Regions from separate parts of the Mus musculus genome. Here region 2 is linked to region 1. A link is a loop called in an ENCODE intact Hi-C map of the cell type or tissue named here. Cell type or tissue: gastrocnemius. All regions are shown on one strand. Links, peaks and the distances in the headings refer to the core of each region. The heading gives the core; the rest is flanking DNA.

Region 1 (15,741 bases), core at 3,275-11,274:
CCTGCTAACTGTTACTCATAAGTTCCCGTCAATACTTGTGGCACTGTTTAACAAAAGGCATACTTATTTTACTTTGTGTGCATGAGTGTTTGCCTGCCATGTGCACCTCATGCATGAGGTACCCATGGAGACCAGAAGAAGGCATCAGATCCCTGGAACAGACAGTTCTGAATCACCATGTGTATGCCAGGAACCAAATCTGGATCTCCTACAAGAGCAAAAAAAAAAATGTTCCCAGTTGCTGAGCCATCTCTCCAGCCACCTTGCAACACTTTGATGTGAGCATGTGTGTGTGTGTGTGTGTGTGTGTGTGTGGCGTGCACACACACAGAAAGAGAAAGAGAGAGAGAGAAAATGTTGAGTTGCTAGGAAGCACATCCTAGCTGAGGACTTCAAAGTGACATATGGTTCCCTCTTTCTTAGCTGAGCTCTTACACTGACCCCTCTGTCCTCTACTCTGCATCAGGTTTTGGTCTAGTTTGTTGGAGAACGAGGCATCATTGTATTTTTTTTCCGCTTTCTGTGGCGTTTCACCATTTTAGATGTCCTCCTGCGCTGTTTATTAAGCTGAGAAGATTAATGGGCCTCACAGAGAAAACAGGCATACCCGTTAAAGCATCACTCGGAGAAAGGAGCTGTTACTGTGCGTTCCATGTCAGTAAAGCGACACTACGCATTAGATGAGGACCTATAAATGGAAATGCACTTAAAAAGGCTTATGCAGCACACTTGCAGAAATGCTGTGAACAGGCTCATAAGAACCTAGAGCTTCATTTCCTGGGACAGCCCAGCACCTGCCACTAATTAATAGGCACAAATTTCCCTGAAAATGGAATGTACTACAGAATTGGAGATGGACAACCAATGCATTTAACACAAAACCTCTCAATTGATTAACCGATTAACTAATTTCAATCAATAACCAGTCATTGATCGATTTCAGTTAATTCAAGTAATGGACATGAACTCTCCGGTGGACAGACACGTAGTACTGAGATATATCCACACTTTAAAAGAGTACCAGGGATGAAGGGCAGCTGATGTGACTCATCCACAGAGCGCCTGTCTAACAAGTGCAGGACTCTAGGTTGGTCCCCAGCGCTCGCTGTGCTGGCATGAGGACCTGGTTTCATATCCCTGGCCCCTGTGTTAAAACAAAAAGTTAAACAAGGTGGCCACCAATCCTGGCACTAAAGGCTGGAAACAGGAAAATCCCCAGATCCTGCTGGCCATCCAGCTTAGCCAGTCAGTGTGTTCCAGGTTCATGGAGAGACCCTGCCTCAAATAATAAAGTTCAACAGCTACTCAAGGCAATGCCTGACCCATACATACAAACATATGCACACACTCATACACATGCTGTGTGTGTACATGCACACACAAACATACGTACACACACACACGTATACACACAAATATATACACATATATACACAGAGACACAAAACAATATTTTTTAAACCACAAATATTATTAAAAAGAGAAAAATCTTAGCTTATAAGAAATAACTGCCATCAAGGTTCCCTGTCCAGCTTATTACTACATGGCATTTGGCCACGACCCTGATCATTATTGTCCCCATAACCCTGCAAGGACCATGACATAGCTCCCCTTAGGGACAGCCACAACGCTCTAGGACTGTCATCCCTTCCACCAATGAGAAAAACAGCACTCGGGAACATTTTATAAATTGCTTATCTATCACATGTGGGTAAAGCTGCAGGAATGTCACATCGATCCTAGTCCCAAGCTCAGTGGCTGCAGTAATGTCTATGTACCGCACCAGGCTGACACCCCACTGGGGGACAGACTTTCCAGGGAAAATCTCTGAGAGAAAGATGCACTCTGAAGGCTTTGTGGATAACTACACAAAGTTAAGGTCATGCCTCTCCCTCTCTCCCCCCTCCCTCTCTTTCCCTTTCCCTCTCCCCCCTCTCTCTCTCTGAAAATGCATTAGTTAATTAAAACCAGAATTTGGAGATACTCCAAGGAGCTCCCCAACAAAAAGTGACCGGCCTTTGTATAACTATTGAAAAAACAGTCTACAGGCTGGGCATCCCTAATCAAACATCAAACTATCCACAATCCAAAATCTTTGAGCACTTCCTATGGCAAACTCCACACTACAAAACTTTGTTTCATGCTGAAAATTAACAATGTTGCATAAAGTATCTTCTGGTCACATGTGTGGGGTGGATGTGAAACAAATGAATTCCATGTCTCCTATGGGGGTCCCACCCGGGGATTCCTCACTGTGCCTATGCAAGCATTCTAGGATCAGGAAGAAGACAAAAACCATAGTGAGCGACGGATGCGTGGTGTGCATTTGAAACTGCCGGCTGCCGAAGCAGAGTTCAGCTCCAGGTACATAAGGCACATCTGCCTGTGAGAGACAAGGAGGCTGTGTATGATAGGATCTACGTCACTCACCCAACACTGAAAATGAACAGCACCAACAGCTCTAATGTTCAAATATAGCCACATGCGGACAACTCTGCTCACGGGAACGAAAGGTAAGAGAGGTTCCACTACCAGAAAAGTGTCTCGTGGGCTGTGGGTGTGCCTGGGCAGGAAGAGCTTCCTTGTGATGTAGAGAGGTAGGGGTGGAGGAATGGGAAAGGGAGAAGGAAAGAATGTGGGGGGAAAAGGGTAAAGTGGGAAAGGAGAAGGAAATGTGAAAAGAGATGACATACTAAGCATAGAAAAGGCACACTGTGACAAGACATGACGGTGCCCAACCCAGGTCTAACAATGTCGCACTTCTCCACCGCTCCCCAAGAACATGCTGTCGGCCTGTACAGGGGGTACAGATTCAGAACGGTGACTAGGAGAGAATACTGCTTTTACCTTTGATTTTACAGCACACCCGCAACGAATGTGTGGGCGGCCTGCGTGGGAACTCATTAACGCCGGCCCCGGGTGGTACCCATTCCCTCCAAATACCTTGACAAAGTCCACACTGGGAGCCACTCTCTGCCTCCCCATTAAGAAGCTACAGTGAAAAGCAGTCAGGCTACACATCAGCAAAATGAAAAGCGTTAAAGTCATAAAATTCTTATTGTACAGGAAAATCTATGTGAACTGTTCTGGGACTCAGGAAAACGACCTGGAGAGCAAGCATGGGTTTCCTTAGGAGCAAGCAGCAGCTCAGGTTGCCATGACACAGGGAGACACAGCTTCCCAAGTGGATAAACAGCATCCTGTTACCCAGGGAACCCCAAGAAGGCCAAGGTCAGGAGCAACGTGGAAAACAGAGTGGCCCTGGGGTGGGGAGGCATGCAAACAACACCGTGGGTGGAGGGGAGTAGGGCAGATGTAGGTTCCTGAGAGCATCCGCATCCTAAGGACAGGATCACACTGCAGAGCATCCAGAACATCCTGGGCCTCCGGGGTGGAATCAAAGAAGCTGGTGGGCGGCCAAGGCATCTTCCTCAGAACTGCTGTTCCATTGCTGGTTTCTGGAGACGACCTCTCATGTAGCCCATACAGGGCCTGGACTCCTGATCGCCTGCCCCTCGTCTTCCATGGAAACATAAGGAAGTTTCCAGATCCCTCTGGTAGAACAAGTCTAGAGTTCATAAGAAGGCCTGGAGAAAGTTTAGGGGAAACTGATAAGCCATCCTGATAGCTGCTGTGTGCAGGGTTAGAACCTGGCCCTTGTCCCAGGCAACAGGAGGTAACATGTGGCACTTCCTCTGTTTGAGGCTGTTGTTATCCCTCAAAACAAAACCCTCCAAGTTATGTTTTTAGACTTGGAGCATTTAAGTCCAGCATTCTGGAAGTTGCTGGGTCCTTTCTCCCAGTGACACTATAAGCTTTCTGGAAGTGAGTCTGTACTACATCCACTGCGGGCTTTAGGGCTGAACTCAGAAATGCATCCGAGGCTAAGATGTGCTTGTGGTCAAGCCTCTCCGTGGATAGAGCTGGACAGAAAGGTGGGCATGGGAGATACCAGGACTAGTGTAGCTCCTTCTGGGGCTCCCATGCACTAGAAAGCGGTGCTGGGCTATGTCTGGCCTGGGAGAGGAGGTCATTGCCTCCTTCGGGCAACCAGCCAAAGGGCTGCCCTGGCGAGAGGTAAATCCACGAGTCCATGAGAGCCGTGTCCCAGCTGACACCGGCTCTCACCATAGCACAGTGTCTGCAGCTGTTCTCTGCTGACTGAGTGTTCAGTCCGTTGTGCTAGATATTTCTGGTGGCATCCGAGAACAGGCTAGGATGAAGTGAATAGAGACAGAAACGTGCTGGATGCCGGCCAGCTGTCGCACAGACTGGTTTGGTTTTGGTTTTGAGGGGGAGTTCGTTGGTAGTCACTGTGGATTGAAGCTGGGCCCTTGCTCATTACCCCTGAGCCCTTTTATATTTCTGGCATGGTACAGCGTCTTTCTATGTAAAGCAGGTTGGACTTGAACTTGTGATCCTGTTGTCATCAAGCTTGTGACACAAGGTCCAACCGGACCGACTCTTAAGCCCTCAGAGGAACAGTGGACCATGAATCTTGAGCCCTCAGAGTAACGGCAGACCATGAAGTTTAAGTGGCTGGTGGCAGAGAGAAGTGTGGGTCCTGGGTAGCCTTTCAGCACATTAGCCAAAGGGGGAGCTGACGGATACACTGCTGGGTTTTCTTGTTCTTATTTGGTTTGGTTTCATTCAATTCCCCACCCCCACCCCCAAATAAGGCCTCACTATGTAGCCCAGGGTGACCCAGCACTCCCAATCCACCTGCCCCCACCCCTCAAGCCCTCGAACCACAGGTGTGTCAGGTCACCACCATACCTGTCAGGTTTACAACCGGTGTGCACCACCATGTCTGTCCAGCTTACACTGCTAGTTTGCTCCAAGCTAGGCTCCTGTGCCCTGGGTCCTCACTGCCTAAGTAAACAATACTGGCTCAGATAAGGTCCTGACAGTTCAGCAATTTACAACCTTCAGGGATATCCAAGACAGTTCAAGCCAAGAGAACTTCTAAATGCTCCAAGACTGAATGGATGTACGGATCGTACGCAGCGGGAAGCTGTGGTGGGACCTTCGCTCGCTGTGCATAGCATCAACCCTAGGACCTCACCCCACAAAGCAGGCCTGGAGCCGTATCTGCTCATCTGTTTGTTTTTCCTTAAAGCCGAAAGAGAAGGAACAAAAGGTCGAGGCAAAATGTCACTTAACACAATCCAGACAGGGTCTCCAGTGGACCAAATAAGCAGCAACACTCCAAACATTTTCTCCAAATACAGGAAATTCCACATTAGAGTCACACTGACCACCAAGTCGAGTTTTATGAAAACACAAAAAATGTCCTGTAAAGAAAGAAAGTGCATCTGAGCTAATCCTGCAGAGACTTGACGCCCCAGGGAAGGGGGATGGGGGGTGTAGCGGGGGGGGGGGGGGGGGTGAGGGAGCACCCTCTCAGAGGCAAAGGGGAGGAGGGACGGGGTGAAGAACTCTTGGAGGAGGGTGCGGAAGGGGGTAAACATTTGGAATGTAAATAAATAAAAACATTTTAAAAAATAAAAGTTGATCTCAAATCAAAATAAGATAAAATGCAAAAAGGTGGTGGGGGGGGGGGGGAATCGCATCTGCAGGTCACCGTCATTCCGCCATCATTCAGTGGGCATGACCACATCACATGAACAGAGACTGGGGCTTCCTGCTTCAAGGTAGCATTCCAGCCACCAGGATCTGGGCTGTTTGACTATTCTGACTTCACCATGTTAATCCCTTGAGCTCTTCCTATTATTTGATCACAGTGACTCTATCTCCTTTCAGCTACTGGGACAAAGTTAACTAGGCCAGAAGGTATAATCTGCTCTGAACTCAGCAGGGTGCTCTCAGGGGACAAGTGAGAGAAGGGAGCACGGTTCATGTGTCTGCATGAAGAGAGCTGCATGAAGAGAGAGAGTGGAACCCTGCCAGGAGCTCAGCTGAAGCTCCTTATTCCAATAGAAGGAGGGAAACACAGCCAGATTTCTTCCTAGAGCCAAGATTCAAGATGGAGAGGCATCAGCTGGAGGGAAGGGGAAGCCAAACCAAACTCTGTCGGACGGACAGACGGATGGACGGACATCCGCTGTGCAGCTCAGAGCTAGCTGCAGGCACTGGGCTCAGAAAGCAGACTAAGATGCAGCTGGAAGAGCTGTGGAAAGGCTTGGCGGTGAGACCACTGTGCAAGCGCGAGGGCCTGAGCTCAGATTCTCAGCACTCACAGAAAAGGCAGCATTAGCGTGGCTGCAGGTGCCTGTAACCCCAGCGTTTGAACAGGTTGGTGGGGGAGTTGTTCATAGAGGCTTTCTGGGCAGCTAGCCTACTGGAAAAACAGTGAGTTCCAGATTCAGTCATAGATCCTGCCTCAGGGGACTAGGGCAGAGAGTGATCCTGTCTCAGGGGACTAAGGCACAGGGCATGTGACATCCTCCTCTGGCACACAAGCATAGGGACGGACGGACAGACAGACGGACAGATACACACACAACACACAAGGGAGGATGGCTTACAGAAATCATGGGAACCCCTACTGTGTATGCTGCTCTATTCTGGAAACCGTGGGCAGATCTAACAAAGGCGTCAATTTTCATTGTTCCCTCTCTTTTAGGTAGAAAGAGTTTGCCTGTGTGCTCTTCTTACAGCTGGGCTTGGGACAGAGAGTGCCACAGAGAACTACTAGTTTCATCATGCCCTGAAAAGGTCAGGTGCAGGGTGGGAAAGAGTCTAGGCAGGGGTAACTTGAAGACACTCAAGTACACCCAGCCTTGCATGGCTGCCAGCACTAGCCGCACGGCCAGCGTGTGTCAGCCATGTTTGAGTCAATGCAACTCTGCAGACTCAGGCACCCACATGCAAAGCCTCTGCTCTGTTGACCTGCTCTGGGCACTGGGGTCACAGGCTCAGGTCTGCAGGAGCTGACTGGCTGTCTGCATGGCCAGTACAAATCCTTTCCAGAGCTCCTGGCCAGGTCCTTTCCTGTGATGTCTACAGGTCTGTGAGTCAGGTGGGACGGACAGTAAGAGGCAGGGAGGAGCTGAGCAGGTCACTTCAGGCCACACGAGGCAAGCCTGGCACTCAGAGTCCCTGCTGGAGTTACTGAAGTGAGAGCCACTCTGATAAATGTGAAAGAAGATCACTGAAAGAGAAACCGGAGCTCCCTGAAAGCCTGGGCACTGGCTCCTTGCAAGCAGAACTCTCTGGAAGCCTGCCAGGAGGACGACCTCACCCCAGCGATCTGATCCCTAAACACACGAGGCTAATGGTGAGAGCCCTGAGGTAACTGTAAATTCCGCAGCCAGGAGACCGGATGCTTTGACAATATTCCTACTCTGAGGAACTGGGTGTCCACAAGCACAAACATCTTAAGCTAAACAGTAGAGAAAAACAAAAGCAATGAGTGTGTATTAAGTTTGTGACAACCTCTAAAATGGGGAGGCTGGGCAAGCCCAGTGACCTTCCTAGAGTGACGCTGGGACATAGGACATCTGGGAGACTTGGGGTGACCAACTGTGGCGGGGCCTGTAAAGAATCTACCGCAGCTTCCAAGGACCACGATCAGGCCCTGTATGAATTCCTTTTTGGTTGCCATGATAAAACACCATGACCAAAAGCAACTTACAAAGAGTTTGTTTTGGCTTACAGTTCCAGAGAGCAGGAAGCTGAGAGACCACATCTTCAGAGCAACCAGGAAGCAGAAGGGTAAACCAGCAGAGAGATGGAGCTATGCAGTCTCAAGCCCACACCCAGGGATGTACTTCCTCCAGCAAGAGTTCACCTCCTAAAAGTTCATAACCTCCCCGAACAACGTCATCAACCGAGAACTAAGTGTTCAGATACAGGAGCCACCACAGGCCAAATGGAAATGGCTCGGGTTTTGTAGCAACGGACAACCTAATAGGGATTGGCATACACGAGATGCCTGTTAGCCTGCTTCCTGTCACCGTGACAAACTGTGGCAGAGAAGGATGCTCTCCTCCCCCTGGAGTCTTAGCAAGGAACTGACCTCAGTCAAAATCTATCAAAATCATTCTAAGTATTCGTGATAAATCATTAAGTTCTTACTGCAAACGAATGAGTCAATCTGAGGCCCTAGCTGTTAGCTGTTGCAATCTCCCTTGCTGCCCTCGTGACCACAAACAAAATGACCGTGCATCAAATAATAGCCAGCTAGACTGCTCTTTTGCCAGCAAAAGCCATTCTGAACTCTCTGCAGTGTCTAAGAAAACTGCACAACAATCCCAGCTCATTGTTCATCTTCAGAAGACACGGGCTCAGCCTAGCCCGTTTCAGTTTATATCACACATTTTGCTAACACAGGCCTGGATGAACCTGCAGCCATTTCCACCTAGACCTGAGAGGGAACACTTCCCCCATATCCCAGTAGAGGGAACTGTGACAAAAACTAGAGGCAAGGCTGTGATTGGTGCAAAAACAAGCCTTCATTTGCATGCGAGCTGTGCTTTGATTGGCCCAAGCACCTTCCCTAGATTCTGTGATGAGTGGGCTGCCTCCCCTGGTGTTGCAGCATCAAGTCCAATAAAAGACTGGTCCTGAGTAGTCCTTTTTTTTTTCCCTACTCGAGTAGTGTTGGCTAAACTGATTAAACAGAGAAAAGGGCAGGCATCGGCAGAGGTATAGGCGACAGGGAAGCAGGTGAGCAGCAGGTGAGCAGCTGGCAGACCAAGCTGCTCAGCGGTGAAGTTGGTACCTGACTGACAGCTGATTAAAGCAGTTACAGCAGGAGCAGAACACAGACAGCTGAGGCTGGGAACGAAAAACATCTGTAAAGATCTGGTGGACAGAAACTGCAGGGTCTGGCTACTGGGACAGTCTCAAAAAACTAAGTTTTGAGGGACAAGACGCTGTGCCCAGGAGCTGTAACACTGGTCACTATCAACAGCTGAGCACTCCTAATACCTAAGCCCACGGGGAAGCTGTAATACCAGCTATTGGCAGTCGCCAGAAGTCCCAGCTTCCCAGGCCTATGCAAAAGCTATAACACTTCTAGAAACCAAAGGCCCTAATGTCCTAGGCCTGCACAGGGTGGTGACCCTTGTAAAGGTTGGGAGGGGTCCTGGCATCACCTACACAAAGACCTTGAAAACAGTAGGGTGCAACCTGGGGCTGTTCTCACCTCCTTACTATTGCTGCACTCTGCTGTCAAAGAGCAGAGAAAAGGCTCCACTTCTCAAACACCTGCTGTGAGGTAATGGTGATGTAACCACCTGCTGTGAGGTAATGGTGATGTAACCACCTGCTGTGAGGTAATGGTGATGTAATCACTTGCTGTGGGGTAATGGTGATGTAACCACCTGCTGTGAGGTAATGGTGATGTAACCACCTGCTGTGAGGTAATGGTGATGTAACCACCTGCTGTGAGGTAATGGTGATGTAACCACCTGCTGTGAGGTAATGGTGATGTAATCACCTGCTGTGAGGTAATGGTGATGTAATCACCTGCTGTGAGGTAATGGTGATGTAACCACCTGCTGTGAGGTAATGGTGATGTAACCACCTGCTGTGAGGTAATGGTGATGTAATCACCTCCTGTGAGGTAATGGTGATGTAACCACCTCCTGTGAGGTAATGGTGATGTAACCACCTGCTGTGAGGTAATGGTGATGTAATCACTTGCTGTGGGGTAATGGTGATGTAACCACCTGCTGTGAGGTAATGGTGATGTAATCACTTGCTGTGAGGTAATGGTGATGTAACCACCTGCTGTGAGGTAATGGTGATGTAACCACCTGCTGTGAGGTAATGGTGATGTAATCACTTGCTGTGAGGTAATAGTGATGTAACCACCTGCTGTGAGGTAATGGTGATGTAACCATCTGCTGTGAGGTAATGGTGATGTAATCACCTGCTGTGAGGTAATGGTGATGTAATCACCTGCTGTGAGGTAATGGTGATGTAACCACCTCCTGTGAGGTAATGGTGATGTAACCACCTGCTGTGAGGTAATGGTGATGTAACCACCTGCTGTGAGGTAATGGTGATGTAACCACCTGCTGTGAGGTAATGGTGATGTAACCACCTGCTGTGAGGTAATGGTGATGTAACCACCTGCTGTGAGGTAATGGTGATGTAACCACCTGCTGTGAGGTAATGGTGATGTAACCACCTCCTGTGAGGTAATGGTGATGTAACCACCTCCTGTGAGGTAATGGTGATATAATCACTTGCTGTGAGGTAATGGTGATGTAACCACCTGCTGTGAGGTAATGGTGATGTAATCACTTGCTGTGAGGTAATAGTGATGTAACCACCTGCTGTGAGGTAATGGTGATGTAACCACCTGCTGTGAGGTAATGGTGATGTAACCACCTGCTGTGAGGTAATGGTGATGTAACCACCTGCTGTGAGGTAATCATTCAGGAACAACATTTATTATGTACTGGAAAAATCCAAATACTGTTCTGCTGAGAATATCTCAAGTTAGAAAACCAGGCATCAGAAGCAAGACTTAACCAAGCCAAGGAGACAGAGGAGGGCCTAGCTTTCTTTCCATCCTTGTTAGGAAATTCTGCAGGCTGTGTCAGAGAAGCCTTCTTGCTTAGGAGCTCACGTTTAAGCCACTGTGCTGAATGTAGTGACTTGCAGAGCTATGAGCAGTACAAGAACTCCCAAACTTTGTACTTCCGGTAAAGGAGAACGTTTCCAGCTGTACCATGGATGAAAAACCCGAAACACAGAAGCAGGAACCTCAGCTTTCACCTCAGTAAACTCTAGTGCTGGCAGAGTGGGCAGTTCAGTCTTGGGCCGTGGAATCCCAAACCCAACTTAGTGTTGATGTCTGATTGACAGGCCCAGCCACTAAAGAGAACAATAATTGGGTAGGATTATTAGTTTTTATTATTTTTTATCACCATCATTACCGCCTTAGACTATTAAAAGGAAACAGGCACAGAGACAGCAGAAAGCCATGTATCAGGGGCACTGGAATCATATTTAGAATGTTGGACGTCAGTGCTGGGATGAAGGTCAGTGTGCAGAGTGCTTGCCTAGTATACACCAACCACAGCAGTGTGTACACAGAGCTCAGTGGTCATTTTAGCCCTTCAGAGTAGTGGAGGTAGGAGGGTGTGGCGTTCAAGATCATCCTGGGCCTCGAGTGGCCTTGTCTGAGAGAGAGAGAGAGAGAGAGAGAGAGAGAGAGAGAGAGAGAGAAAGAGAGAGAGACAGCAGACAAGCAGATACATAAATACAAACAAACATACATGCATACATGGATTGATACATACATACATAGACAGCACACAGATATATACACATATAAATATGCATACATGGATGGATGCATGCATGCACTGATAGATGGATATATAGAGATAAGTAGATGGATAGATAGATAGACAGACAGCTAGAATAGATAGATTACATACATACATACATACATTCATGCATAGACAGATATATAGAGAGGTGGATGGATGGATGGATGATAGGATGTGCAGCCACTATCTCACTGACTCAAAACAGTCAGTGACATCTGGATAAAATGGAATTGAAATCCGCACTTATTCACGTTCTGACTCCCTTAAACACATGCAGTTAAATCTCACACAACAAAACCCCTGAAACATCCCTCTTACTGTGAAGCTAATCCAGTATCTACACTGACCTATACAACGCCCCAGTAGTGTCAGTTATCTACTTAGAAAACTTGCCTAACCATATTGTCTCCATATCATTGTAGGAAAATGGAGGACAGCTATGCCGCCTTCGTCACCGGGACACACACACACACACACTTAAGTTTTAAGACAAACATCTATAAATGCAATGGCTTCAGGACAGAGCTGCCTGACAGAAATACACAATAAGCCACAAGCGCAGACGGTCTGTGCAGTTTAAAATTCTGTAGTCCCCGCTTCAGTAAAGCAAAAGAATACAGGCCAGACTAACTTCAATAACACATTTTATTCCAGTAAAATACCATCACTCACACATTTAGACACGATGAGATTTCTTTCTATTTTTATTTATTTATTTTTCTAGACAGGGTCTCATTAATGTCGTGCTTAGGTAAGCTAAGCTCACAGAGACCCATCTGCCTCAACCTCATGCACCGTCATGCCCTGCATTCTCCACCCCCACCCCCGTCCCTCTGTTGCACACTTAGCACTCACAGCACAGCCCAGTACAAGCACTCAGTGGCTACAAACAAGGAGCGGCTGTTGTGTACAGCAACACAGCCTGAAGCTAATTTTATAGCTATAATATAAAACTGGGACACAGCACAGTATTTATAGATGGGAAGTAGACGAGATCCTTCTGAGGTAGGAGGGATGTAAACCACAGCTAATTCAGCACCCTAATCACCAGATGGGAACTGGGAGGGTCTGGGAGGGCCAGGCTGTGCACCCAGGATAACGTTCCTTCAAATGTATGAAAATCAACGAAGGGAACAGAAGAGACAGTTTACAGGATGGGAGAGAATCTTCACCAGTTATAAAAATGACAGGGGACAATCATCTAGAGTATAACAAACTCAGAAATTAAAAACTAAAATATAAAACAGATCAAACAATCAACAAATGGGCAAATGAGCTAAACAGACCGCTCCCGAAAGTATAAATACCAGTGTCCGAGAAAGACTTGAGCATGTGTTCAACACCCTTCCCTGGCTGTCAAATGAAAACGACATTAAGATTCCATCTCATCCCAGTCAGAACGGCTATCACCAAAAACAAGTGGCCACAAATGCTAATGAAGATGTGGGCAAAAAGGAACCCTGATTCATTGCTGGTGGGAGTGTACGCCTGGGAGGCTACATTGAAAATCAGGATGGAGGCTCCTTAAAAAACGACTATTCCAGCAAGAGGCCGCAGCAGAGAAGGGCACTTGGTGCAAAACCTGCAACCTGAGCTTGATCCACCGTATGCACAGGACGGAAGTCGGGATGATTCCTGCCAGTTCTCCTCCGACCTCCACACGTTGACATGGCACACAGGCATGCATGCACACACATGCACATATACACAAACAGACTCACAAACACACACACAGCAACACCGCATAATTTTTTTTAAAAAGCTTCTATGTCAGTCCTGGGGACATCTCTCAAGGAATGCATAAGTCATCATGCCACATTATACCACAGAGACACTCGCGCAGCCACATTCTCAACTGCAATCATCACAGCAGCCAAATCACAGTACCAGCCTCGACACTCATCAACAGGTAAACGGAGAAAGAAATGGGGTGCATACATACAGAGGAGTTGTATTCAGCTATATTTTTTAAAAAAATGGAAAATTGGGTCACGGGCAGGAAAATGAAACTAGAGATCATGCTAAGCAAAATAAGACAGGCTCAGAAAGTCAAACATTTTATGCTCTCTCTCACGTGTAAAGTCTAAATGTGTGAGGTAGGGAGGAGGTGAGGGCCTGCATGAAAGTATGTGTTATATGCATGGCATGAAAGCAGAAGAGTGACTATGACAAAACAGAAAACCAATGTGGTGTCGGGGGGCTGGGAGGGGACAGAGAGTTAACTTTTTCAAGCCCTGTATGGCACTAAGACGGTTTCCTTTATAAATATATTCTGCCACCTTTCCTATAGAAGTCAACTCATATCAGGCACACTGCAAGAAGCATTTGTATGCCTGGAGGCCTGGGCCAAGTCTCCATACAACCTTCTCCATGAACTCCTGTTGAGATCAACACTGGTTCCTGCACGCTAGCGTAAGGCTCTAAAAGAGAGGACAACGGTTCACACACAGCAGTCTACAAGGCAATCCATAGGTGTCCAGCTTCAGTGTGGAAGCAGGTGTGAGCAAGTTTCTGAGGTGGTCAAGGAAGAGGAAGCAAGTATTCTGACCCCTGGAGCAGTCGTGAGAATCAAAGGTGGGATTATCTCTACACACAGGTTTTACAGCACAGGAAAGCGTGTCCTCTCTCCCCGTGTCACACTTCTTGTGTGTATATGCTTGTTCATATTTATGTGGGTGAACACGTATGCAAGTGTGCATGCCTCTGTGTGTGCACGTATGTGTGCAGGCTACAGAATAACTTCAGTTACCATCCACTATTTTCTTTTTCCTTTTGAAACATGGTTTCTTGGTCTTTGTTCTACTGCTGTGAAGATGCGCTGTGACCGAAGCAATTCTTTTTTTGTTTGTTTTGTTTTGTTTGGTTGGTTGGTTTTTTGAGATAGGGTTTCTGTGTAGCCCTGGATGTCCTGGAACTTGCTCTGTAGACCAGGCTGGCCTCGAACTCAGAAATCCACCTGCCTCTGCCTCTGCCTCTGACTCTGCCTCCCAAGTGCTGGGATTAAAGGCGTGCGCCACCACCGCAGGGCCGAAGCAACTCTTACAAAGGAAAATGTGTAACTGTGGGCTTGCTCGCAGTTTCAGAAGTTTAGTTCATTATCGTGACAGTGGGTGGGGAGCATGTTGGGAACACTGCAGCACTCAGGGTGCAGGAGCAATAGCGGAGAACGACACCCTGACCCACAGGCCAAGAGCAAGGAAGAGAGACTGGGTTGGCATGGGCTTTTGAAACCTCAAAGCCTACCCCCAGTGTCACACTTCCTTCAACAGGGCCATATCTATCTGAGTCTATGGGAGCTATTCTTATTCAAACTGCCACACATGGGTCTCTCCATGGCCTAGAACTCACCAAGTAGGCTAAGCTGGCTGGTCACCAAGTCGCAGGGTTAGGGTTAGGGTTAGGGTTAAGGTTAGGGTTAGGGTTAGGGTTAGGGTTAGGGTTAGGGTTAGGGTTAGGGTTAGGGTTAGCTGTCTCTGCCTCCCCACTGCTGAGCTAACAAGCACACATTGCCATACCCAGGTATTTGATGTAGGTTCTAGTGATATAATTCAGGTCCTTCACTGACTGAGCCATCTCCCAACCCCATGCATCATTTTTCTTAAACTGCCATTTTCCTCTTGCTTGTCAGAGTCATAAAAATGAACAGACCTGAGGTATGGCGCTCACCGAACTCTGCAGTGAGAGCACACACAGAGACCGCTAATGCTGTGTCCAGCACACTGGCACTCAGTGAGCCTGCATGACTGCTAATACTGTGTCCAGCTTTCTGTGGAACATCCAGGGCCCCTGCCATGATCCCTCTGAACTGCTGTCATTATGTAGTCATTCAATGAACACTGTCAGCTTCGCTAGGATGAGCGACCAATTCTCTAAAACTTCGCAGAAAAGGGAAATCCATACAATAACACACTTCTCCGCCCTCTCCTCACTGAAAACAGTAACCTCACAAAAGTCTCTCCTCTTCTTTCCACTGCTTCTTCTCTTCTCTCCAACCACATGCAGAAAGGAAAGGGCATACACCATTTCCACACAGCCCAAGTCTACACAGCTGACCTAGAGAGAGAATGTTCTAAAGTTCACAGGGATCAACTACATTTGCAGGAAGGGCAGCAGGCTCCCATCACTATGTTTACAGCCGCAGTGCTGAGCATCCGGCAGCTCAGAGTCACTTTGGACATAAAGTCCTGACTAGAGGTAGGGGCAGCTGACAAGGTGAGGCAGCAGGAAGGAGAAATGGAAGAGCCATGGAGAAATAAAACAAAAGCAACTAAACTAGGAGTCTGCCTGATACGGCCAGCACTCCTGATCTCCTCCTGGGGGCTTGCTCACTGAAGAGCTGAGAGTGCTGTCAACACTGTCCATTTCCTCCATCCAACAGACTACGTGTCCAGTCACAGGACGATGCTTGCTAAAGACCTTTTCTGGAATACCTAACCTTTTAACATTCCACCTGTGACCTCTCTCGGCCCCACCTATGACCCTCTTG
Region 2 (15,741 bases), core at 3,639-11,638, 190 kb after region 1:
TCCAGTTTGAGGGGATCCAATGCCTTTGGTTCTTGGCCATCTTCACATTGTCAGATATAGGTTCTATCTTATGGAGTGGGCTTAAATCTAACCAGAAAGTAGGTGGATACCCCCATAGCCTTTGAGTCACTACTGCACCAGTAAATCTCCAGGCAGCTCAGTGTTGTAGGTTACCGGGTTCATAGCTGGTAGACATTAGTGATTACTTTTCTCCTCTGATAGCATATAATGAACCTTCTAGTACCACAAGGGTTCCAGAGCCAGTAAGGGTGAAGCTTCTAGTTATGCGCCATCTTGACTTTTCTATGTCTGGTGACATACGTGCTGTCTTCAGCAATGGGGCCCTATCATAGGTGTGAAGAGTAAAGATTAGCCTGTAATGTTTGTGAATTTCCATGGGACCCCTTTGACCAAAGACTCAACAGGATGCAACTCATTTCGACATGGGAGAAGGTTTTATTTTGTGGCATAAGATGTCTAGGTCAGGCAATTCTCCCATCCTATTTGGTGACTCCATTCAGGTTCCTTTCATATATGTATATATTTTAGGAAGGTTCTACAATAGTAGATTTCCATATCTACTACTGTCAGAGATACCCCCATTTTCCATTTTCCAATGGCCTTTAGTGTAGTTGTCTATGGTGGTTTGAATAGGAATGGCCCCCAATGACCCATGTGTTTGAATGCTTGGCCCATAGGGAGTGGCACTTTTAGGAGGTGTGGCTTTGTTGGAGTAGGTGTGGACTTGCTGGAGTAAGTGTGTCACTCACTGTGAGGGTGAGCTTTGAGGCCTCCTCCTACACTCAGGCTCAGCCCAGTGTAGATGATAGACATTCCTTCTGACTTTCTTCAGATCAAGATGTAAAACTCTCAGCTCCTTCTCCAGCACCATGTCTTCTTGCACACTGCCATGTTTCCCACCGTGATGATTCTGGACTGAGCCTCTGAAACCAGAAGCCAGCCCCAATTAAATGTTGTCCTTTAGAAGAGTTGCTACGGTCATGGTGTCTCTTCACAGCAATGGAACCCTAACTAAGACATTGATCCTCCCCATATCTCCTCCTCGACCCTTTCCTCCCATTTCCTTCCATGTTAATCTTCCCATTCTAGTTTTGCCTTTATCTCTTCATAACAACATAATCTATTTCTCCTATCTTGGAAGATCCTCCTCTCTCCCTCCGCAGCCCACTATTAGCTACCCAACCTCTGTGTTTACTTGATCGAAACACACATATCACACATCAACAGCTTAAAAGCTAACATCTACATTTAAGAGAAGACATACATTGTCTTTCCAGGTTTGGGTTACTCCACTCAGGATGATTTTTCTAGCTCTCTCCATTTACTTGAAAATTTCATAATTTGATTTTTCTTACTAGCTGAATAATATTTTATTGTGTAAATTACCATATTTTCATAGCCATTTGATGGGCATTTCCAACTTCTATTATGAGCAGAGCAGCAGTGAACACAACTGAGCAAGAATCTCTGTAATAGGATGAAGAGTCCTCAGGGAGTATGGCCAAGAGCTGCCCAGCTTGATATTCAGGTGGATCTATTATGGCTTCCTGACCCAACCCTTCTGATCTTCAAAGTCAGATACTGTGTTACATGCTGTGCTGGTGGTTAGTTTTGTCAGCTAGATACAAAGTGGAGTCAGTCACCTAGGCAGAGACATCAGTTCAGGAATTACCACAATCAGATTAGTTCATGAGGTAGCTTTTCTATTTGCTATCAGATGCAGAAGGGCTGGGAGGGTGGGCCTGGGCTGTATCCAAAAAGCAGGCTGAGCAAGTCATGGAGAGTAAGCCAGTAAGCAGAACTCCTCCACAGTCTCTGCATCAGCTCCTGCCTCCAGGTTCCCGCTGCATGCTCCTGTCCCATCTCACTGGCTGCAGTTTTCCTCATAGTCCCCTCTCGAGGATCATGTGATTTCTGTTCCGGAGATGGACTTGCGATTCCCTCCTTCATAGAACACCCCCGGCTCAAACCGAAGCTCTCCGTGTCCCTTCCAGAGTGAGCTTCTTCATTCTGAAATCTTTTCCAGTCATTTCCCAGCGGAGGCTAACGACTCAAGGCAGGCCCATTGTTCACATCTGACTTCGGATCTTCCTCTCTGCATTTATGGGGCCCGGGGTAGAATGCAGACCGCTCGGCTGGGCTTGTCTCTGAGGAATGCACTCCGTGGCCTGGATGCCAGACAAATCTGGGGTCATGACCTCCTTTTACTCTCCCTGCTTTCATTAGGGCCACCTCGGGCCAGTGTGTGCTGTTTGTAGGTCACCAGAGTTATACTTTATCCAGCACTGGCTCTCTCTCGGGCACGTTGTTTATTAACTACATCTGTCCTTGCCCACATCCCCGGAGAGCAATGGGTGAAGTGAAAATGTAAAATTTCTGAAAACACCAGAGCTCGGTTACGGAGGCTCTTTCTCTGGGGGAGGTGCTCATAAAACACACGAGGAACATTCTAGAATGTGAAGAGCGATCTGTGCCACCGATCTGGCCCACCGCAGTCCTTTCTGTCACTTGCGGGTGACTTTCTGTACCCCGTTGGACTGTGCAAGCTGGCTTTCTTCCTGTGGATGATTTGTTACTTTGTACCCTTTGCCTAAGATTAAGAACAGATGAGGAGGCTACAAGATGGTTCAGCAGATGAGTGAGCTTGTGACAGCGCTTGATGACTCTTGAATAGGACCCCCAAATCCCGCAGCGGACGGAAAGAACCAGCTCCCAAAAGTTGTCCTAAACACCCCACTAAATAAATAGAATAAGTAAGTAAATAAATGAAAGAACAGACGACTGCATTGCAGGAATACACCCAGGTGGGAGATGCTCTGATGTTTCTACCTGTGCCCCTCCTCAAGTGCTGAGGGCCTGGCAAGAGCTGGCAAAGTGAACTATGAACCAGCCCAGTCCCTTGTGACAACCTTGCTTTGGAAACCAGCTACTTTCTTTTTCTTTTTTTTTTTTATTACGTATTTTCTTCAATTACATTTCCAATGCTATCCCAAAAGTTCCCCCCTCCACTCCCCTACCCACCCATTCCCATTTTTTGGCCCTGGCATTCCCCTGTACTGGGGCATATAACGTTTGCCTGACCAATGGGCCTCTCTTTCCAGTGATGGCCGACTAGGTCATCTTTTGATACATATGCAGCTAGAGTCAAGAGCTCTGGGGTACTGGTTAGTTCATAATGTTGTTCCTCCGATAGGGTTGCAGATCTCTTTAGCTCCTTGGATACTTTCTCTAGCTCCTCCATTGGGGGTCCTGTGATCCATCCAATAGTTGACTGTGAGCATCCACTTCTGTGTTTGCTAGGCCCCGGCCTAGTCTCACAAGGGACAGCTATATCACGGTCCTTGCAACAAAGGCTTGCTAGTGTATACAATGGTGTCATCGCTTGGAGGCTAATTATGGGATGGATCCCTGGATATGGCAGTCTCTAGATGGACCATCCTTTTGTCTCAGCTCCAAACTTTGTCTCTGTAACTCCTTCCATGGGTGATTGTTTCCAATTCTAAGAATGAGCAAAGTGTCCACACTTTGGTCTTCGTTCTTCTTCAGTTTCATATGTTTTACATATTGTACCTTATATCTCGCTATACTAAGTGTCTGGGTTAATATCCACTTATCAGTGAGTACATTTCATTTGAGTTCTTTTGTGATTGGGTTACCTCACTCAGGATGATGCCCTCCAGGTCCAGCCATTTGCCTAGGAATTTCGTAAATTCATTCTTTTTAATAGCTGAGTAGTACTCCATTGTGTAAATGTACCACATTTTTTGTATCCATTCCTCTGTTGAGGGACATCTGGGTTCTTTCCAGCTTCTGGCTATTATAAATAAGGCTGCTATGAACATAGTGGAGCATGTGTCCTTCTTACCGGTTGGGACATCTTCTGGATATATGCCCAGGAGAGGTATTGCGGGATCCTCCGGTAGTACTATGTTCAATTTTCTGAGGAACCGCCAGACTGATTTCCAGAGTGGTTGTACAAGCTTGCAATCCCACCAACAATGGAGGAGTGTTCCTCTTTCTCCACATCCTCGCCAGCATCTGCTGTCACCTGAATTTTTGATCTTAGCCATTCTGACTGGTGTGAGATGGAATCTCAGGGTTGTTTTGATTTGCATTTCTCTGATGATTAAGGATGTTGAACATTTTTTCAGGTGTTTCTCAGCCTTTCGGTATTCCTCGGGTGAGAATTCTTTGTTCAGCTCTGAGCCCCGTCTTTTAAGGGGGCTATTTGATTTTCTGGAGTCCACCCTCTTGAGTTCTTTATATTGGATATTAGTCCCCTATCTGATTTAAGATAGGTAAAGATCCTTTCCCAATCTGTTGGTGGTCTTTTTGTTTTATTGACGGTGTCTTTTGCCTTGCAGAAGCTTTGCAGTTTCATGAGGTCCCATTTGTCAATCCTAGATCTTAAAGCACAAGCCATTGCTGTTCTATTCAGGAATTTTTTCCCTGTGCCCATATCTTCGAGACTTTTCCCCACTTTCTCCTCTATAAGTTTCAGTGTCTCTGGTTTTATGTGAAGTTCCTTGATCCACTTAGATTTGACCTTAGTACAAGGAGAGAGGGATAGGTCGATTCATATTCTTCTACATGATAACAACCAGTTGTGCCACCACCATTTGTTGAAAATGCTGTCTTTTTTCCACTGGATGGTTTTAGCTCCCTTGTCGAAGATCAAGTGACCATAGGTGTGTGGGTTCATTTCTGGGTCTTCAATTCTATTCCATTGGTCTATTTGTCTGTCACTATACCAGTACCATGCAGTTTTTATCACAATTTCTCTGTAGTAAAGCTTTAGGTCAGGCATGGTGATTCCACCAGAGGTTCTTTTATCCTTGAGAAGAGCTTTTGCTATCCTAGGTTTTTTGTTATTCCAGATGAATTTGCAGATTGCTCTTTCTAATTCGTTGAAGAATTGAGTTGGAATTTTGATGGGGATTGCATTGAATCTGTAGATTGCTTTTGGCAAGATAGCCATTTTTACAATGTTGATCCTGCCAATCCATGAGCATGGGAAATCTTTCCATCTTCTGAGATCTTCTTTAATTTTTTTCTTCAGGGACTTGAAGTTTTTATCATACAGATCTTTCACTTTCTTAGTTAGAGTCACGGCCAAGATATTTTATATTATTTGTGACTATTGAGAAGGGTGTATGTAAAACATGAAACTGAAGAAGAACGAAGACCAAAGTGTGGACACTTTGCTCATTCTTAGAATTGGAAACAATCACCCATGGAAGGAGTTACAGAGACAAAGTTTGGAGCTGAGACAAAAGGATGGTCCATCTAGAGACTGCCATATCCAGGGATCCATCCCATAATTAGCCTCCAAGCGATGACACCATTGTATACACTAGCAAGCCTTTGTTGCAAGGACCGTGATATAGCTGTCCCTTGTGAGACTAGGCCGGGGCCTAGCAAACACAGAAGTGGATGCTCACAGTCAACTATTGGATGGATCACAGGACCCCCAATGGAGGAGCTAGAGAAAGTATCCAAGGAGCTAAAGAGATCTGCAACCCTATCGGAGGAACAACATTATGAACTAACCAGTACCCCAGAGCTCTTGACTCTAGCTGCATATGTATCAAAAGATGACCTAGTCGGCCATCACTGGAAAGAGAGGCCCATTGGTCAGGCAAACGTTATATGCCCCAGTACAGGGGAATGCCAGGGCCAAAAAATGGGAATGGGTGGGTAGGGGAGTGGGGGGGGGTGGGGGACTTTTGGGATAGCATTGGAAATGTAATTGAAGAAAATACGTAATAAAAAAAAAGAGAGAAAAAAGCTACTTTTGTGCACCTGGTTTATCCAAAGTGACTCAAAGGTCAATTGTCTGTGTCACCAGGGCCAAGCCTGGCTTTCCCTACTCTTCCACATCTGGGTAAATTTCAAACACTTGACACAGTGAGTTAACTTATGCTTTGGGTACCTCTTGCCCAGACTGAGCAAGCTCTGAGCCCAACCCGTCTCACACACTGCTGAGTTTACAGGTCCATGCCTCCCTGTGGAGGACACACCCTTGACCTTATTTTGGTTCTCCTAGCTGTTTAATTGTGTGTCCCAAGAGCACAAGCTCAAGGCGAGTGTGTCCTGAGCAGATTCTGTCTCTCTGACCCCGGTGTTACCAGCACACTAATGCCTGAGGCAGGACTGATTAAAATCATACCTCGTTCAGATTGCTTTCTTATTGATTTTTGTAGAAGTCGACAAAAGGGGAGCTTGTTTTTCTGCTGCTGTTTATTGAGCAGCAGGAATAGCTGTGGGGACAGAGCGATGGAGCGGGTAGAGGCAAGCATTGGAGCTAACAGTGAAACCCCCATCCCCCTGGAGGCTGGCTCCTTACTTGGTCTGGAGAGAATGGGAGGCATTGCTAACAAAATGTTCTAAGCATTAAGACAAGAGATAACTGAAGGTATTCTTCGCTCTGGGAAGTACTGGTTTGTGTGTTTTGAATTCAAGTAAAGTGTAAGTTCTAACCCTTTCTATTGTTATTAAAATAAAAATTTAAAAAGATTAGGGAATTGAACAATGACAAAATCATTGCTGTTTAATTCCATTCATTTTACTTATTTTTTCTTTACAAAGAAAATAGGCTGAGCGTGTGGAGAAAACAAGGCCCCTGAGTTAGAGTCACCTCCTTCATAAAGTTAGAGGGAACGGAACCTCCAGAGCCTTTGCCAGCTTGTCTTGGACTCGATATTTATTGGTTATTCACTGTTTGCATTTGAATTGCAGGAGTTAAGAACACATTTGGATTAGAAGGCTTCTGAGACCCAGTGGAGATGGAGGTGCCCGAGTTTAGGCTATGACGGGGTGGGAGACAAGGATGGGTACTTCTTTCTAATTGAAATATTGTGGCAATTGGACGAAACATTTTAAAAACTGGAGCTTGTAAGAAGCAGATGAGGTAGTGAAGGGCAGTGTGTGCAGAAATGGGAGCAGGTACCAGAAGCCATGGTAATTCAGTCAGGAAAGCGTACCAGAGGGGCTGGAGAGATGGCTCTGTGGTTAAGAGTACTAACTGCTCTTCTTGAGGTCCTGAGTTCAATTCCCAGCAACCACATGGTGGCTCACAACCCTCTGTAATGGGATCCAATGCCCTCTTCTGGAGTGTCTGAAGACAGCTCTAGTATACTCAAATACAAAAAAATAAAGAAATCATTTAAAAAAGAAAGCATATGAGAGAGATGAGAAATACAGTATTAGAAAAGAGCCCACCATGTCTCACACAGCACGTCAGCAAATCGTTATTATGAACAAAAGGAAGGAAGGAACAACTCCCAACTGTAAAAACTACCAACAACATTTTAGGGATCCACAAATCTCCCTAAATAACCCTAGATGTAAGTTGTCCCAACTCTCGAATTAAAGGCACAGACTAAGTGACAGAATTATAAGACACATCCATCTATTTGATGTCTCCAGGAAGCACACCTCACCTTTGTCAAACGACATTCACAGACAGAAAGGACAGAGTCAATGTATCAAAAAAAGCAGAAGCTTAAAAACAAGGCACTGCTTGAACAGACATCGGAAACTTTAGGCTAAAATTAGTCAGAGGAGATAAGAAAAGCCAATACATGTTTTCAAAAGGAACAATCCATCAATAGATCATGACAGTCGTAGAGGCTGAAGAGATGGCTCGATGGTTAAGAGCATTCGTTGCTCTTGCAAAGCATCAGGACTTGGCCATCCCGACAATCCTCACTGAGCATTTTAAAGGAAGTTGAGTATTTAATGGGTGTGAGACAGTTCTAGATACTTCTGTGGTTGTCTCTCTCACATAGCCCGCTTGCTTACGAAGCACAGAGTTCTCTTTCCTCCCTGCACACATCCTCCTCCCTCCTGCACAGGCTCTCCCCTGCCACGTCTGTGCCGTCCGTCACTCGGACTGTTTGTCTGGTGAGCTGACAGGTGTCATACATTGTTAGGTAAGAGTCCTGGAGCTTGAAACTCGAAGTGACACAAGTCTCGTCGATTTAGCGCTGGTGACTTTTCCTGTGGAAACTGGGAGAAGGACAGGCATTTGCTACAACAATTTTGAACTTTCTTAGAAATTCTTGAAGAAAATGGATATGCGTCTCTTTCCCTGGCCGTGCACAGGGAAAGTGGTTTGACCTGTCACACTGTGACTTCTGCCTTGAGGAAATGAGAAAGACACACGTGACTGTCCAGCAACTTTGTGGATCAGCAGATCGATGGAGACCAAGAAGTGGCTGTGGGCTGACTCAACTTTGTTCCCAACTTTTCACAAACCCCACTAAATCCAGAATATTCATTTTCTTTTCAGTTAGTTCTTAGTTATTTAAACAAACTGACACTGAGAGCTTACTGATGCGTCATTCAACAGGAGCAGATGCCCTGACTCCCCCTATGCAACTTTCTTTGTATTGGACTTTTCAAAGTAAAGATAGATTTTTTCCCCTCCAATTCCCCAAAAGAGAAAGTGCTCTTAAGCCTTAACCTATTTTTTTTTAAATCCATTTTGAAAATATAAATAGAGTTGCCTCTTGAAGTTTTGCTAGTTTGAATCTCACAATCAATGCATGGGTTATAGCATGCACACAGACACACATCACTGGGCTAGGAGTCAGGAAGCTGTTCAGGGAGATGTAGAACCCATTGAAATGGGAAGAACATTGCTTAGGCGGTTTACAGCCACTCCGATAGAGATTTTTCTGTGTGTTACTGTCTATAGCTGTGTTCATCCCAGGTGAGCATAACGAATGAACACCATAAAATAAGTGGAATAGTAACAGATATTTATTAGTCTTCGTTCACAATCAAGCTGCTTAAGGATCTAGCTCGGCAGTGGGAGCTTCTATGCTGCTTACATGTGGCCCCCTTTCCATCGTGTCCTTGCATGCTGAAGGAAGTGCCCTTGCCTTATTCCTTCTTCTCATGAAGACTCCCACAGGCGCATGTGTCTGAACCCTCCATTGCCGGCTGGTGGGTTTTAGCTGTAGAGTCTTAGGGATTATGGTCCAGTGGCAGGAGTAGGTTACTGGGGTCAGGCCTTAAAGATACGGCCTTCTCACTCTCTGCTTCCCGATCGAGCTACCAGAATGCAATTAGCCGCAGCACAAGCCCCTGCTGCCAGGGATGGAGACAGCCTACCTGCCAGAGCTTTGCTGCCACAGTGGAGTGATAGTCTTTTAAACATTGAGCCAATTCCTCTCTCCCATTTAGTTGCTCAGTTAAGCACTGGTCACAGAGACAAATGAGAATAATTTTCATTGAAACACATATGCCATAATGGGGGATTTCGGGTTCCTTTAAATATACCCCTTCCTATGCCATCCTATTGGGAGCTGAGTCTCTGACACACAAATTACAAGGAGTAGGGGATATTTATTTAGTCTCTGATATTCCATCCTCCTCACCACCGAATTCATGTGCTTGAAAGCCAAAGACACTCCATCTATTCCAACAATTTTCAAAAGTCCTAGTTAATTCCCGTGTCAACGCCTGACCATTTGGAAACTTTAAAGTTTGAAATTCTGCATTTCACCTAAATCAGATGTGGGTGCGACTCTAGGCACAATTCATTCCTATGGCAAAAAAAAAAAAAAAATTTTTTTTTCTAGTTACGAACTCATGAAATAAGATGAGTTACATGTTTTTGGCTTATAGTGGCAGACGTGGCTTCACGTAGACAACTCCTGATTAGAAGGCAGAAACAAAATAGGAGGGAAGGTGTTAACTGGTCCAAACCACACCATTCCCATCAGACCGTAACACTCATGAGCAGTTCGCTTCTACCTTCTGGTCTTACTGGGGTGTTGCCCCCATCTCAGCCATGAGGGCTACGCAAAGCTTCAGGTGGTGATACGGGAAGTCTCTAGGAGTCATCTATTTGGAAGGTAAAACCAGGGTGATGGTTGAACCCAAGAAAGCCCAGTGTGTGTACTGACCTCTAGCTACCTCCAAGGTCATTGTCTCTTGCCCTGAAGAATGCTGTATATGTGAGGACTGGAGAGAGGGTTCAGTGACTACAAACAGTCACTGTTCTTGTGGAGGACCTGGGTTTCCATGACCAGTTCCCATATGGTAGCTGACAATGTCTATAGCTCCAGCTACGAGCCACACCTGACACAGGAAACGGGTGTGGAGACATTTATGCCTTCGATAGCCACAATGAAGAAGCCTTTCGAAACTGGTTTACAGAAGGAATTTGGAAATGTTTGGAGAGCAGGTTGAGTTCAATTCTCAGAACCCATTTGAAAATATCTGGAGCAGTGGAAAGAGTGCCTGGAAGATGGGGACAGGCAGTTCCTGGGGCTCACTGATGGGTGGTGCTCAAACAGGATTCCATCTTGGGAACACAAAGCAGTTGAAGTTGAGAACCAAGATGCAGTATTAAGGCAGGAGGAAGCCCAGTCTCCCTGGTGGGAGATCCTCTCTGTCAGCCATGCTCAGCCCCTCCACCCTCAGGCGAACATTGTGAGAAGGTGCAGTGTGTTGGCATGCTCACAGTGCACCAGGCCCTGTGCAGGGATAAAGGATGCGAAGTTGGTGAGGTGCTACGCCTCCCCTCAGGGATGTGGGCTACCCAAATACCAGGAAGAAAGTTAGTATCTATAACCAGGCAATGGTGTAATAGCTTTAGGGGGAATCTCTTGTGGTAGATACTGAAAGATGGCTTTGGGTGCTGACAAATCGCTTCTGTATAACCAAATCCTCCAGTGCCCGGAGGCCCCGTCCCCCGTCCCCCGGGTGTCTGCACAGTCTGTACGCAGCCTCCCTTGGTCTGCAGTGTGCTGCAGGATGAGACAGACCCTGGAGGGAAGTCCCTACCTAAATCCTTCCGTAGAAGCAGGGCTAGGCATTTTTGGGGTCATCCCTTTTTCATGTAATTTAAGTCTTCTAGATTGTTCTGGGCATTTAATATGATGTAAAGGACCGCACTCTTGCTCTCCCACTGTATCACATGGTACAATTTGGGGAAAATGAGAAACATCTCAAACAAAGACCTGGGCAGAGGCAGGGGCCCAGCTGGAAGAGCAGGGAGGGAGAGGAGCTGCATTGTGCAGTCTGTGAAGTGCGGGAGGGGGAAGAAAGCCTGTAATTTCTTCCTTTCTTTCTTTTCTTTTCCTTTTCTTAGCTTTGGGAAAGGAACTAGGCACCGTTTCTTGGTTCATGAGCTTTTGCTATGGTTTGAGCTTGCCCTCAGAGGGTTGACGGTGTGGGTGGATGGCAGCGTTCCACTTAAAGTAGGGCAGCAGTTGTCGAGTGGTTAATTTAAGAGTCATTGGTCTGACAGAGCAACCCATGCGTCCTCTCCCATCTGCGTGGGGGAGAGGAGCCAGCGCTGTATTTACTGCTTGGATTGAGTCCACAGAGCAGACCTTAGCAACCATATTTGGAGGGGAAGACAGAGTTGAAGCAACTTAACCAGGGTTAAAGTAGGGTCAACCTATGGATTCAAGGTTAGCGTAGGCTGGGCACTTGGCCAACAAGCATAAGTTTGATTTTCTTCAAAATAGTAACTCCTAATGCGAAGAGGAAGAGAGTCAGTGGCGTCTGGCTGAGGGAAGAAGGAGCCTGGCTGCACCGCTGTCTGTGTGAGTGGGAACCCGAGTCCCTGGGAACTCACTGTGATTCAGGGTTCCTGTGTTCCCAGGGACAAAGACCTGGACAGAAACACATGAATAGTGGTAGAAGCAGAAGCTTACTAAGGGGAGGAGAGAGCCTAGCTCTCTGTTGCTAGTAGATTCTGTCCAAAGAGGGAAGCGGGCCAAAGCAGGGAGAAACATCAGCAGTTCCAAGACAAGCACTATAGAAATGCTTGGGACTTTTATATCCCAGCATCCCCAGCTTGTGGCTCGTTAGCACAGTGCACTCTAGTTTTAGCATGTGCTCTGCTATCTGGCAGCCTGGGTGGGGAGAGTTTTCCAGTCTGGTTTCTTTTATAAACTAGTTGTAATTCACTCTTTGTCATATTGTAGGGTCTGTGGCCTAGGCCAGGTACAATTGACAGCCTCCCCACACGGAGCCACTTCTTCACGACAGGACATCAAGGTGAGTGGTACTCCCTTGTCAAACCATCCCTGACACAGAAGACTACACGTGAAGCACCTTCCGGATGCTAGCCAGTTGGCACAGCGGCCTTCTGGAAGGTTCTATTGTGCTGAGACGGAGCACATGAAGAGTCTTCTCACTGGCCTGTGTTTCAGTTTCCTTTGCTGTCCCTGTTAAGCAGTTCCGACAGGTTTGTGCTGGTCTATTACGAGAGAAACTCAGGCAGATTTTGAAGCAGCCGGTAACATCATCTCTACAATCAGGAGGTAGAGAGGGATGAACAGTCCAGGGTCCCAGCCAGGGAATAACGCTGCCCACAGTGGGCAAGTCTTTCTATCTCAGTTAATGTAGTCAAGGTTATCCCCGACAGGCACGATCACAGGCCCGGCTCTCTGTCGGTTGTAGATTCTGTTCAGGACACAACCAACATGAACCATCACACACACTGGCATGATCATTGACTTGGGATTCTTCAAGCAGCCTTTTAGACTCTTTCTGAAACATTTTCAAAGCATCACGTAAGTATTAACTGAAATGGTTCTTCAATGGTCCCTGTTACCCTCGGCCTCTTCCCTTCCCTTCTGTAGCCAATGCTGAGGAATGCGCAGAGAAATCTCTAGTCTCCACCACAGGAAGGTAAGAGCTAGCAGCAGGGAAGACAGAGGGATCCCCCAAAGCATTCATGTTTTTGCAAGTATAACAAATATAGTGAAAAATCCTCTCTTGTACGCAGTTAAAATTTGGCAGAGCACAAACCAGGACCTGGCAAGACCTGGCAGGACCAGCAAGGCTGGGCTTCCCCGGGCTCAATGGCTAACCAGAAAGCTAAACTGGTGAGTTACAGGTTCAGTGAGAAACTCTGCCTAAGAAAGTAAGGTCCAGGACTCAGCATTTAAGAGCGTTGATCCTGCTTCAGTTCTCAGCACCAAATGTCAGCCCACAACCTCCTGTAACTCCAGCTCCAGGGGACGCTGGTGTCCTCTTCTGGACTCTTTAGGCATTGCACTTGTGTGCACATACGGCTGTCCCTTTCTTCACATAATTAAAAATATATACTATATGCATATAGGAAAGGATGACTGAGGAAGACACCGGTGTTCTTTATAGTATCCACATAGGTATAGGTTCCTGTACACACACACACACACACACACACACACACACACACACACACACACACAGCCTGTCAGTCCCTGTTCCTATTTTCATGCTCCTGTCCAGCACAAAGCTTCCATAGCTGTTTTTTTTTGGGGGGGGGCGTGGATTGGATATTTACTTTATTTACATTTCAAATGTTTTCCCCTTTCCAGGTCTCCCCTTCGGAAACCCCCTATTCTACCCTCCCCACCTCTATTAGGGTGCTCCCCCACCCACCCACTCCTGCCCTCCCGCCCTGGCATTCCCCATAGCTGTTTTCTAAGGAGCCTCATCTTCCTGGCTGCCGAAACAGGTAGGCATTGTTTTGCTGAGGCACGGGGCTCATGGGTTCCTGTTTTTGCTGCGGGACCCATGGAACTCTGCTATGAAAGCTAGCTTCCTGGCACCAGCGCTCCAGTGTTTTATGTGCTTAAAATTCCATCTGTGCAAGTCCAGACATGACCTGAGTGCTTGTCAGGTCTAGTTCATCTCAGCCCTCCTGGGGCTCAGGCTTGCAGTGAGGAAGGTTTCCCTACTCTTGTTCACCCATCCTGCTGAGCCAGCAGCTCCCTCTGTCCCCAACCATGCAAGCCTTGGATTGTTGACAAACTTAGGCAATTTCATCTGCCTTGTCCAATGCATACTGCATGCCTGCCAGGAGTCCTGCTGGCTTCTAGATAAAGACAAGATTCCAGGAAAGGTTGAGCTGTGCTGGCCAAGTGTAGCCTAAGTTATTGGCCAAACACACAACCCAAGAATGACAGCCAAGCTGGTGACTTTCTAGAACGGAACTCAGAGCTTCTCTTGTTAAAAAAAAAAAAACAAAAAACCCAAAACTGAGACCCCTCCACCCACCCCCCAGGATCCAAAGCACAGAGAAGCAGCATAGTGTCTGCCTACACCCCTGTTCTGAGAGGACTACACCCCTGTTCTGAGAGGACAGGCTGCTGATGCTGCTGGGAACAGGTCACCAGACCCTTCTCAGTTCTGTTTTCTCTGGGCTGGCCAAGGCTGCAGACAGGATACCTTCCACAGCACACAGAAGAGTGTTAGTTAGCGTGTTGTCATTGCCGTGGAACGCATGAGGCTGCTAAGGTTGAAGGAGAAAACGTACACTTACCGAGTAGTTTGGAGGACAGGGATTTGTGACTTTCCTTGGGCCGATTCACCTCATGGTGGGTGGGCACTCTGGCTACAACCATCAAGTGACCAGACCAGAAGCAGAGAGGGCTGGGCTGGGGCTAAACTCAAGTTACAGTCCTTTACTCAGGAACTACTTCCAGAGAGCATAACTCTGGGGGGCCGGAGGATCTCCCCTAACCCACACATCTAAGGGTTTCCATGATTTCCTCATAGCATCACCCTGCACAATACCTCTTCAGTCACAATGCAGCACACAATTAAACGGCATTGATGCCACACAGCAGCAATACGTGCCACTTAAAACAAGCCACTCTGAGCAAATGACTACTTTGAATGCAGCGGACAGAAGAGTATTCCTGAGCACCCCATTCACCCAGAAGCAGCATGTAAGTAAATCTGTGCAAGTTTCCCCTTCCCTCTACCGGGAAGGGTAGGTGTCTGTTACTAGAAACAGCACTAGCCCTGTGTCTGCTCACAAGCTACTCCATTAGGACTACCCAGATTAGAAGGAATGGACAGGGCCTGCTCCAGTTTGGGCTCAGGGACAGAGGGGGTAAGGAAGAAGGCATTCTGAGTGGGATGCAGACAACAGGTAGCTGTGAGAAATCTAAAAGGGGTTATGGAGTGAGCAGAGAATAAAAGGTCGGCCCAAAGATGAGAACCTGAGCGAAGACAAGTGGCTTAAAGCTAAAAGGCTGGCAATAGTCAGCCATGCCCTGAGCAGACCAGACATGCCCTCAACAGGCCAAACATGCCCTGCAGACCAGCCATGCCCTGAGCAGACCTTGCCCTCCTCGGCAGTCTGCACGGCCTTGGCTGCTCCTGCTGCAGCCATCATACCTGCTCTGACAGCTGGCTCCCTCTCCATGAGTTCTGCATTCACAGATTCAGCCAAGCATGGTGTGAAAGGCATAGCTATCTGTGCTGCAAACACACAGGTTTTTGCCACCCTGGGAAGTCATGTGTGTGTGGTTTGATACTTGTGTGCACATGTGTGGATGCATAAGGGTGGAGGCCAGGGGTAGATGTGAGGTGCCTCCCTCCATGATTCCCACCTTACTTTCTGAGACAAGGTGTCTCAGGGAATCTGGAGCTCGTCTGTTTGCGAAGTTTGGCTGGCCACTGAGCTTCAGGACCCTTCCTGTCCTACCCGTGTGGTTCCACACCAGCACTGTGCCGCAGACTTGTGCCTGGCCCTGACATTGGTGCCGCAATCTGAACTCAGACTCTCATGCTTTCACGTCAGGTACCATACCAACCCAACCGCCTTCCTAAACCATGTCATTGTGTCTCACACCTGCATGATTCACATTCACACCATGTGAGGTGTTCTAAGCTGCCCAGAACTGGCTTGCAGGGCTCAGGACAGGAAAAGCTTGGGTGCAGCCTCCAGTTTTATCCCCCCAGGTCTCACAA

The links. A loop is a pair of places that touch in the nucleus more often than their neighbours do. Peaks named below come from ENCODE experiments on the same cell type or tissue, not always from the same donor. Only the 100,000 strongest peaks of a DNase experiment are listed, where the experiment ranks them.
Region 2: it touches region 1 in a loop (4-fold over the local background); 2 of 42 quality-filtered maps call a loop at or near these places.

What each region holds. Positions count from the first base shown.
Region 1 is chr13:60,675,574-60,691,314 of GRCm38, reverse strand. The region is part of intron 2 of Dapk1 (death associated protein kinase 1); the gene reads right to left. Gm35540 (a long non-coding RNA gene) reads right to left here and starts at 5,349. Exons shown (of 2, transcript XR_382548.1): 1 at 4,777-5,349; 2 at 3,039-3,587. In gastrocnemius, for the core only: a CTCF peak has its summit at 7,952; DNase peaks (open chromatin) are centred at 4,120, 5,937 and 7,158; H3K4me3 peaks cover 1,808 bases; H3K27ac peaks cover 4,243 bases.
Region 2 is chr13:60,484,337-60,500,077 of GRCm38, reverse strand. A530001N23Rik (a long non-coding RNA gene) reads left to right here. Exons shown (of 6, transcript XR_873556.3): 2 at 11,511-11,588; 3 at 11,973-12,878; 4 at 13,356-13,495; 5 at 14,539-14,711; 6 at 15,070-15,741. Among named protein-coding and RNA genes, the nearest start is that of A530001N23Rik, 17 kb to the left of the region's middle. In gastrocnemius, for the core only: no CTCF peak of the experiment used is centred there; a DNase peak (open chromatin) is centred at 11,299; H3K4me3 peaks cover 630 bases; H3K27ac peaks cover 1,483 bases.